2 separate regions of the Homo sapiens genome follow, and region 1 is linked to region 2. A link is an interaction called in ENCODE POLR2A ChIA-PET data of the cell type or tissue named here. Cell type or tissue: GM12878. All regions are shown on one strand. Region 1 has its middle 40 kb from the start of PGK1. Region 2 overlaps ATRX (ATRX chromatin remodeler).

Evidence for each region. ChIA-PET counts read pairs that join two places held together with the same protein. Peaks named below come from ENCODE experiments on the same cell type or tissue, not always from the same donor. Only the 100,000 strongest peaks of a DNase experiment are listed, where the experiment ranks them.
Region 1: POLR2A ChIA-PET joins it to region 2 with 6 read pairs; 3 of 35 experiments call an interaction of 5 or more read pairs at or near these places.

The regions. Positions count from the first base shown.
Region 1 is chrX:78,061,513-78,066,512 of GRCh38, reverse strand. No RefSeq gene overlaps it. Among named protein-coding and RNA genes, the nearest start is that of PGK1, 40 kb to the left of the region's middle. RefSeq lists an enhancer at 1,224-1,513. In GM12878, no CTCF peak of the experiment used is centred here; DNase peaks (open chromatin) are centred at 1,132, 1,142 and 2,114; H3K27ac peaks cover 3,154 bases.
Region 2 is chrX:77,778,771-77,783,770 of GRCh38, reverse strand. The region is part of intron 1 of ATRX (ATRX chromatin remodeler); the gene reads left to right. Among named protein-coding and RNA genes, the nearest start is that of ATRX, 4.9 kb to the left of the region's middle. In GM12878, no CTCF peak of the experiment used is centred here; no DNase peak of the experiment used is centred here; H3K4me3 peaks cover 2,301 bases.

The DNA.
Region 1 (5,000 bases), 280 kb before region 2:
CAACCTATAATCCCAACAAGGAGATGAAAGGCCCATGACAAAAACTTCCCATAATCCCAAGTAACTTGCCCCTAAGGAGAGAATGTGCTTGTGGTTCTCAATCCTGCCTGAACATCAGAGTTATCTAGGGATACTGGGCCCCATCCCAGAATTTCTATTTTAAAACAAACAACTTGGGTATGCAGCCCAGGTTGAGAACTAAAGCTCTTAACCCAGTAGTTCTCAAACAATAGCATGAATCAGAATCATGCTGGAAGGCTTGTTGAACTGTGAATTGCTGGGCTCCACCGTAGAAGCTGTAGATTCACTTGTCTGGAGAGCAGCCCAAGAACTTGAATTTTCATCAATTTCCCAGGTGATGTTGATGTTACTGGTTCCAGAGACCACACTCTGTAAACAACTGGCATAACCTATCAGAGTTTGGCCTTGATATCTTTTTTCTTTTCTTTTCTTTTCTTTTCTTTTCTTTCTTTTCTTTTCTGTTTTAGACAGAGTCTCACTCTGTCGCCCAGGTTGGAGTGCCACGGCATGATCTTGGTTCACTGAAACCTCCATTTCCCAGGTTCAAGCAAGTCTCATGCCTCAGCTAGTAGCTGGGATTACAGGCATGCGCCACCATGCCCAGCTAATTTTTGTATTAGGTTATTGCAAAAGTAATTGTGGCTTTTGCCATTAAAAGTAATATTTTTAGTAGAGACGAGTTTTCACTATGTTGGCCAGGCTGGTCTCGAACTCCTGGCCTCAAGTGATCTGCCTGCCTTGGCCTCCCAGAGTGCTAGGATTGCAGGCATGAGCCACCGTGCCTGGCCCGGCCTTGATTTCTAACAATTCCCATGGCTTCCTCCTCAGTTTGCCCCTGCACCAAATCATTGCTGAGGATATTAGAACTAACCCCAACCCTCAGTTATCAAGTCAGTCTCTACCTTGTGTATCACTACAGAAAATAATCAGCTCACAACCCTCCCAAGGTCACCACAGCTTAAGCAGAGGGAAACACAAACACACACATCCCTCAAGCTAAATTTTCCCCTCAACACTGAAACCTTCACAACTGGCTTCTGAAGAGAAGGGCTGACCCATCAGGGAATAGCAGTCTTTGACCTCACTCTTTCACTGGAGCCTACATAATACAGAGTGCACAGATTTGTCAGCAGTCAAATCAAACACTTTTCCAGCAGGAGATAAACTTAACTCTGAGATCAGAAACCTCATCTTGTCACACTTACGAGGTTTATCATACCTCATGAGAACTTCTGAGTTTCTTTCCAAGGCTGATGACCCCATTGCTTTTGCCAGCATCCTTCAAAGGCATTGTGAACTTGTAGACAGGGGCAGAGAATAAGGGTCTGTGGAAAGCTCAAAATGTGTAATGGAGTCATAGTGAGAGTTTAAAAAAAAAACATGACTCATATGGAACTCATGACTCACTCTCATGAGGAGTGTGACATTCCTTCAAATAACGCCTTATACCATCTGTGAAAAGGGACTTTAAGAGTCTCAGTCAAAAGCTCATTATAGGCCAGGCACAGAGGCTCATGCCTGTAATCCCAGCACTTTAGGAGGCAGAGGTGGGTGGATCACCTGAGGTCAGGAGTTTGAGACCAGCCTGGCCAACATGGCAAAACCCCATTTCTACTAAAAATACAAAAAATTAGCTGGGCATGGTGGTGGGTGCCTGTAATCCCAGCTACTTGGGAGTCTGAGGCAAGAGAATCGCTTGAACCCGGGAGGCGGAGGTTGCAGTGAGCCGAAATTGCACCATTGCACTACAGCCTGGGCAACAGAGCAAGACTCTGTCTCAAAAAAAAAGCTTGCTATAAAGTGTAAATAGCTTATTTTTTAAAAAATATTCTAGGCTTTCTCTGTGGAAGTGGAAGGAATGGATACTTCCATTTCCACCCTTGGCAGTTTTTTGACAGTGCTACTATTTAGCATTAGCGTGGGAATGGAAGAAATGAGAAAGGAGGTGACCCAGGGTCCATACTCTAGTCTAAGGGATCTAATGGAACTTGATGCCCAGAAAAAGCACTTCAGAATTGCTTAGCATTGACAATTTTCAGTCTTGTCACACGATTTTCCATGACGTTTTACAGAAGAGAAAAGGAGGCCCAGAGAAGTAGTGAGACTGGAGGACAGGAGAGTTCCCTGACTCCCTCAAGGGACTTGCAAGGGTGTGGGTGGGGGGACTCATTTTGCTCAAATTGACCTCAAACCCCTTGAGGGAGGGGGAGCACGCAGGTGAGTGGGTGCAGGAGCCAGGTCAAGTGCCTTTAGATGCTGGCAGGAACAAATCCTGTACCAGCTTGCAACAGTGTCTAGCAGTTGCCCATGACCTCTGGAGCCCCAGAAGATGTGCGTTATAAATAATGCCCTTTTAGCAGTTGCCATCTGTGGACAAATGGCTTCCCTGAAGCCTGGCCTTCTTCCTGCTCCATCCCCCTTTCAGCTCCCCTTCTGCTGAGGGCCACTTCCACTGCTTAATAAAGTCTTCACATTCAACACTCTTCAAGTCCATGTGACCTGATTCTTCCTGGACACTTGACAAGAACCCAGTTACCAAGAGGGTATGTATGACTGAAATTCAAATCCAAGCCTCCTGACCTCAAATCCAGTGCTCTTACCACCTCAGCAGAGGTGGTGCAAAACAGAACTTGATGCCTGTTCCCCAAAGGCTACTGCATAGACTGTGGGTAATTTGAGCCCAGAGTTCTGTGTAGAATTCTACCTGCTCCTTTTAACTGCCTGCTCCTGGCATATCTGAGGTGTGGTGAAACCCAATCAAGAATGACTGCAGTGGTCAAAATGGAAATTAACCCTAAACTTGTATATGCTGTCTTAGAGAGTTTATTAGACTGAGCTTGGAATTACATTTTTAAAGCATTATAATAACTTGTATAGCAGATTTTGCACAGTAGTTACGGCAACACCCATCTTGGGATGTATGTGGGGACCTCAAACTCTTAAGAAATGCTTAAGCTGCTGGGTATGGGCAGAAAGGTATAAGTATCAGGGATCAGAGGCTTATTGGGCAATATTAAAATAAATGCTTGTCTGCCTCTATGTAATGCCAGTGTCTATGGTGGAATTTCTGAAGTGAGTTACTTTGAAGAAAAAATTATTTTTTCTTGATCCCTCAGTCTCTAGCAATGCTATCTATTTCTTGGTACCATTCTGAGAAACCAAGGACTTCTTCCCATAATGCCCTGTATATTGCTGGGATGCAATCAAGAGTCAAGGAAAACAACATACCTGTTAGAAGCTCTTGGTACATGTGATGGTTAATACTGAGTGTCAACTTGATTGGATTGAAGGAGGCAAAGTATTGATCCTGGGTGTGTCTGCGAGGGTGTTGCCAAAGGAAATTAACATTTGAATCAGTGGGCTGTGGAAGGCAGACCCACCCTTAATCTGGTGGACACAATCTAATCAGCTGCGAGTGAATATAAAGCAGGCAGAGAAATGTGAAAAGGCAAGACTGGTCTAGTGTCCCAGCCTACATCTTTCTCCTGTGTTGGATGCTTCCTGCCTTCAAACATTGGACTCCAAGTTCTTCAGTTTTGAGACTCAGACTGGCTCTCCTTTCTCCTCAAGCTTGCAGACAGCCTATTGTGGGACCTTGTGATCACGTAAGTTAATAAACTCAGATATATATATATATATCCTATTAGTTCTGTCCCTATAGGGAACCCTGACTAATACAGTACACTTGGTACACGTTCCTGTTGTTCCTCCTTCTGTAGTCAGATTTTTTCTAAAATAAGGACCTTCTCTTGGGAATCTTCAAAGCCTTATGATGGTTGCTCTCACATATCAATCAGCAATCAAGATGATTGATTCACATATCTCTTCAGACACCTCTTAGGACATGTGGCCAAAGGCAAGAAGCATTCTCTTCCTTTTCAGATTTCATCTTTTTCTCCAGGCTCTGGGGAGCTTCTTCGCAAGTGTCAAAATCCTGCTTGTCATGTGTTACAAAAGCAAACAGGTTTCTAATGAGATTTCACCTTCTGCCCATTACAGATTCCTCCAGATTTCTTGCTCCCTGGAAGCTCTTGGGGTTGCTCAGCTGGTTCAGGCCCTGTTTTGGGAGCAGTTCCAGCAAATGTGCCTAGAATTGCACAGTTGACTGGTAGAGAGAGGCCTGTCTTCCCCTCTTTCCTTCCTGAAACCAGTGTGCTACTTTTACCTCTAGGTTCCAGCTGTGTTCAAGTCTTGTGACCAGGCTGTCTCACCTTACTCCTTTCCCATCTGACCCTTTAATTCTACCACAAATTTGGCTGCCTATCTGAAGAGATTTTCCATTTTGTCCACATTTAGTTTGGTTTAGGGTACAGAATTTGTTTTTTCCCCTAAAATTATCCCCAAGAGAAGCTTGCGAGGAGACTGAATCCTTAAACTGCCATGCAATCAACAACTGATTTGAGACAACTACTATATAGAGGGAAGAAGAAACACACAAAAACCCAGTTACAGGGCCAGCCCTTGGCAGAACTGAGAAATTTCTAGCCAGGTCTTGGTAGTTTAACCTTCACATATCTCTATTGTATCAGGGACCAAAATTGCCTTCTACCAGGTATGTCACCCTCCAGAAACTTGGGGATGCACCTCCCTTTGATAGCCCAGTGCTCCTCACATTTTTTTTTTTTTTTTTTTTTTTTTAGACAGAGTCTCGATCTGTCTCCCAGGCTGGAGTGCAGCGGCACAATCTTGGCTCATTGCAACCTCCGCCTCCCGGGTTCAAGTGCTTATCCTGCCTCAGCCTCCTGAGTAGCTGGCATTAAAGGTGCCACCCACCACACCCAGCTATTTTTTTTTTTTTTTAAGTAGAGACAGGGTTTCACCATGTTGACCAGGCTGGTATTGAACTCCTGACCTCAGGTGATCTGCTCGTCTCGGCCTCCCAAAGTGCTGAGATTACAGGCGTGAGGGCACCCGGCCTGGGTTTTTTTGTTTGTTTGTTTGTTTTGTTTTGTTTTGTTTTGTTTTTGTTTTTGTTTTGA
Region 2 (5,000 bases):
GAAGTGTCATCGATCTCCTAAACCATAATCATGGTTAAAGGAGAATCTGACAGGTAATGCTTGAGTTGAACCCACAGTACCAAATCCCTCTTGAGTCTTTTCTAATGTGAGGCAGAAATAATATAAGCATTATTGTTAATATTATTTTACACAGTAGTTCCAGATTTTCTCTTTATCAAATATTTTGTCAAGCACTTAAAAAGCAGGAACAAAGACTAGTTCTAATTTTTACTTGTGTTTATAAAAAAAAGTAATATTCTAGGATTCTGTGGTGGAAAAATGGCCAGAAGACAAGAGGAAGGAAAATAAACCGATGACCTGGCTAAAACATACACTGACTAATCAGTGGCTCAGTCTTTAAAGGTTTTGTTGTTTTTAAAGGATTTTTTTGGTTGTTTGTGTTGTTTGAAATAAGATTGACTTGCTTCTGGCATTATAAAAGATAAGGTCTTTTATAATCACCAAGCTCTCAATGTAGTACTTGGGTACCTGGGTGTCACTGCTGATTATTTTTTAATTTTTAAATTTATTTTTTTGAGACAGAGTCTCACTTTGTTGCCCAGGCTGGAGTGAAGGGGCGTGATCTTGGCTTACTGCCGCCTCCGCCTCCCAGGTTCAAGTGATTCTCATGCCTCAGCCTCCCAAGTAACTGGGATTAACAGGTGTGTGCCACCACGCCTGGCTAATTTTTGTATTTTTAGTAGAGAGGGAGTTTCACCATATTGGCTAGGCTGGTCCTGAACTCCTGGACTCAAGTGATCTACCTGCCTTGGCCTCCCAAAGTGCTGGGATTACAGGTGTGATCCACCGCGCCTGGCTCTCTGCTGGTTATTCAGGGCCCAAGGGCTCTTCAGTTATCAGGTGATGTATGCTGCTAGGACTGGGACCTTCCCTTCAGGGCAGCAGATTCCCTTCTGGCCCAGGATGTGTCTAGAATTGTCATCCTGGAGCTAGGGCCTGGAATGGAGGCTTCATGACTGATGAACTTTAATTTGTTTTCTTTATTTTTATTTTTTTTGAGATGGAGTCTCACTCTGTTGCCCAGGCTGGAGTGCAATGGCACCATCTTGGCTCACTACAACCTTTGCCTCCTGGGTTCAAGCGATTCTCCTGCCTCAGCCTCCCAAGTAGCTGGGATTACAGGCAAGTGCCACCACACCTGGCCAATTTTTGTATTTTTAGTAGAGACGGGGTTTCACCATGTTGGCCAGCCAGGCTGGTCTCAAACTCCTGACCTCAGGTGATCTGCCCGCCTCTGCCTCCCAAAGTGCTGGGATTACAGGTGTGAGCCACTGCGCTTGGCCTTAATTTATTTGCATATAAAGATTTCAGTATTGGGAGATTTGGTGAAATTTGTCATTCTAATCCTTATGGCAATTGATTACTTGAAAAGCTGACAGCTATATTACCTTGTTATTGATCTTAAATATAAAAAGGCAGAAGTTGTCTAAATTGAGAGATTTTGAATGTCTTAGAAAGTATCTGTTAAGGTGGTAGTTTACAAGCAGTTACATTGTAACCTAATTGTTGAAAAATGTTATCTGTGAAATACTTGCATTTCCACTATGAAAAGCATGAAACCAGGCCCTTGGAGGGGGAGGAGATGCAAATTTTATAAAGGTTTTTAAAAAGCATTTAAATATCAATGGCTTGGTTATGTAATGGGTTGGGGTGAAAAGAAAGACATTTGTGACCTTAATTTTTATCAGGCCCAGTTTTATTATTGGCCACCCTTGGCATAGTTGGCCTTGAGCTTTCAGTTATGTATTGTATTTCTAGAGATAAGATAAATGTAGTACTTAAAATAATATTTAAGTATTGATGTAGGTGTGTGAAATAATTGTTTCATAAGTAATTGTATGTGTCTTTTTCACTTTTGGGGTCTGAATAAACTTATGGGTTGGGTAATAGGATACGGGCAATTCTTGAATTTACATGAAGTGCTTTCCCCCAGACCGTGAATGTTCTTTTGGATATCAGAAACTATTTAAATAGTTGAAGCCAGTGAAAACTGATGCATAGATCTTCCTTTAGAAATGTTGAATATAACAGGGCAGTGAAAGGAGGGTCTAAGCAGTCTGTCTCTAATTTTATCCTAATGCTTGTCTTATGATCAGCTTGGAAGCTGACATGCAAGATGTTTAACTTCTATTTTTCCATCTGTAAAATGGGAATAAGCTCAAATGGGAGTAAATATCAATATTTATCAATAATAGATATTGATAAAGTCTAAAGGTATTCTGAAGGAGGTAACATGTTTGTAACAATGGTTCTTAAAAGAGAAACTAAAGCTCTGGGGTCCTAGTTTTTTTTTTTTTTTTTTTTTTTTGAGACAGAGTCTCACTATGTTGCCCAGGCTGGAGTACAGTGGCACGATCTCAGGTCACTGCAAACTCCGCCCTCCGGGTTCACGCCATTCTCCTGCCTCAGCCTCCCGAGTAGCCGGGACTACAGGCACCTGCCACCATGTGCGGCTAATTGTTTGTATTTTTAGTACAGACAGGGTTTCACCGTGTTGGCCAGGATGGTCTCGATCTCCTGACCTCGTGATTTCCACCCGCTTCGGCCTCCAAAGTGCTAGGATTACAGGTGTGAGCCACCGCGCCCGGCTGTTAATTTTTAAGAGTGAAAAGAGGTGCTGCGACTAAATGGTTTGAGAACTGCTTGTATAGAGGAATGAACACTGAACTGTGAGCCAAGCCTTGGTTTTTCAGTTATAGCTCTGTTGCTTGATTGTATGACTGTGGACAAATCATTTATCTGTTCCAGGCTTCTGCTTTGTCATTTGCAGAACGAACAAGACTAGATGGTCTGTAGCATTAATTTTTTTTTGGGACAAGGTCTCACTGTCACCCAAGCTGTAGTGCAGTGACACTGAACATGGCTCACTGTAGCCTTGACCTCCTGGCTCAAGCAATCCTCCTGCTTCAGCCTCCCATGTAGCTGGGACCACAGGTGTGTCATCATGCCCCGCTAATTTTTTGATTTTTTTGTAGAAACAGTGGTCTCACTTTGTTGCCCAGTCTGGTCTTGAACTCCTGGACTTAAGCGATCCTCCTGCCTTGGCCTCCCAAAGTGCTGGGATTACAGGTGTAAACCACCATACCCTGCCTAAAGTTAGTTTTTAAAAAATTCTGCTTACAGGCCACGTGCAGTGGCTCACGCCTGTAATCCCAGCACTTTGGGAGGCCGAGGCAGGTGGATCATGAGGTCAGGAGTTCAAGACCAGCCTGGCCAAGATGGTGAAACCCCATCTCTACTAAAAATACAAAAAAAAATCATCTCGGTGTGGTGGTGGGCACCTGTAATCTCAGCTACTAGGGAGGCTGAGACAGAGAATTGCTTGAACCCAGGAGGCGGAGGTTGCAGTGAGCTGAGATTGCGCCACTGCAGCCTGGGCGACAGGGTGAGAGTCTGTCTCAAAAACAAAAACAAAAACAAATAAGCAAAAAATTCTGCTTATATGAGTGTTTATCATTTTCTCTTATCTGCCTTTTGTGGGTTAGGGAGAAGGGTAGTGGTGAGATAAAGTTTCTTTATTCAGTGTATTTATATCTTTTTGCCTTAAAACTTACATGGTTAGGTTACAGGTGTTTTGTTGCTGATACTTGTCATAGTATCATGTATACCTGGTTGTATAAACATTTATTGGAAAGGAAAAAACATTTTTGTTGGAAAGTTTGGTAATTATTGTGGCTTAGGATATGTTCTATTTTGAAAGATTGCTATATCCAGTATATTTCTGCCCTTTTATGATTGAAGATGTACGTCTGAAAATACCTATGTTAGTTCTAGCCGGTTGTTCTTTTTGCGCTGGGAAGTCTTTGAATTTTGCACTGTAGCTGCTATTTTCAGATCCTGTCTCTGAAACTTTGTCTCTCAGTTTTAGCTTGAAGTAGCCATTTCCTGTATCTGTAGTCCAGCACTCTTGTTAACTGTCCCATACAATATTTGTTAAGAAATTATTGTTCTGGCAGTAGTATTCACATGTATATATCCTGCACTCCATATTTTGGGGGAATGCTTTATTAGTTGATCAAATACTTAAGTATCAATTTGGGGCCAGGCATGGCACTGTGTTAGGGTTATGCCAAAGGTAATAAAATTCCTGCCATCTTAAGGCATTCTTAGTCAAGTGAGGGAGATTGGTAAGTAAATGAGCAATTAGAAAGCAGTGCTAAAATATGGAAATATATTGATTGCGCTAGGGATCAGAAATGAAAGAAAGCCTAATTTGGGGGATGTCTAGGAAAGTTTTGCAAAGGAGATGTTAACTGTATTGAGTCTTGAATGAGTTAGCAGTTAAGGGTTGACTGTGAGAGGGCAGTCCAGACAGCTATTAGTATGGTTAAAGATTAGTCTTATTTTCCATATATCAGAGGAAATAAGACATGTACACGATTAGTTTTGGTGCAAGATATAAAGTGATAAATGCTGCATGAAGTAAAAGTAAGTTGTTGTGTGAGTTCAAAGTAGAAAGACATTTCTGGTGGGGACCAAGGAAAGCTTTATAGAGAGATAGCATTTGAGCCGGGCGCCGTGGCTCACACCTGTAATCCTAGCACTTTGGGAGGCTGAGGCGGGTGGATCACGAGGTCAGGAGATCGAGACCATCCTGGCTAACATGGTGAAAACCCGTCTCTACTAAAAATACAAAAAAAAAAAAAAAAAAAAAAAAATCCGGGCATGGTGGCGGGCGCCTGTAGTGCCAGCTGCTCGGGAAGTTGAGGCAGGAGAACTTCGTGAACCTGGGAGGCGGAGCTTGCAGTGGGCCGAGATCGCGCCACTGCACTCTAGTCTGGGCAACAGAGCGAGACTCCGTTTCAAAAAAAAGAAAAAAGAGAGATAGCATTTGAATCTAGTCCTTGGAATATAGGTACAGTTTTGACAAAGGAGACTGTGGGAGAATTCCAGATGTGAGGAGTAGCAGCTTGAGCAAAGGAATGTTGTGTATATTAGCATTTTCTATTTGGAAGAAGGTCAACATCGAATTTTAAACT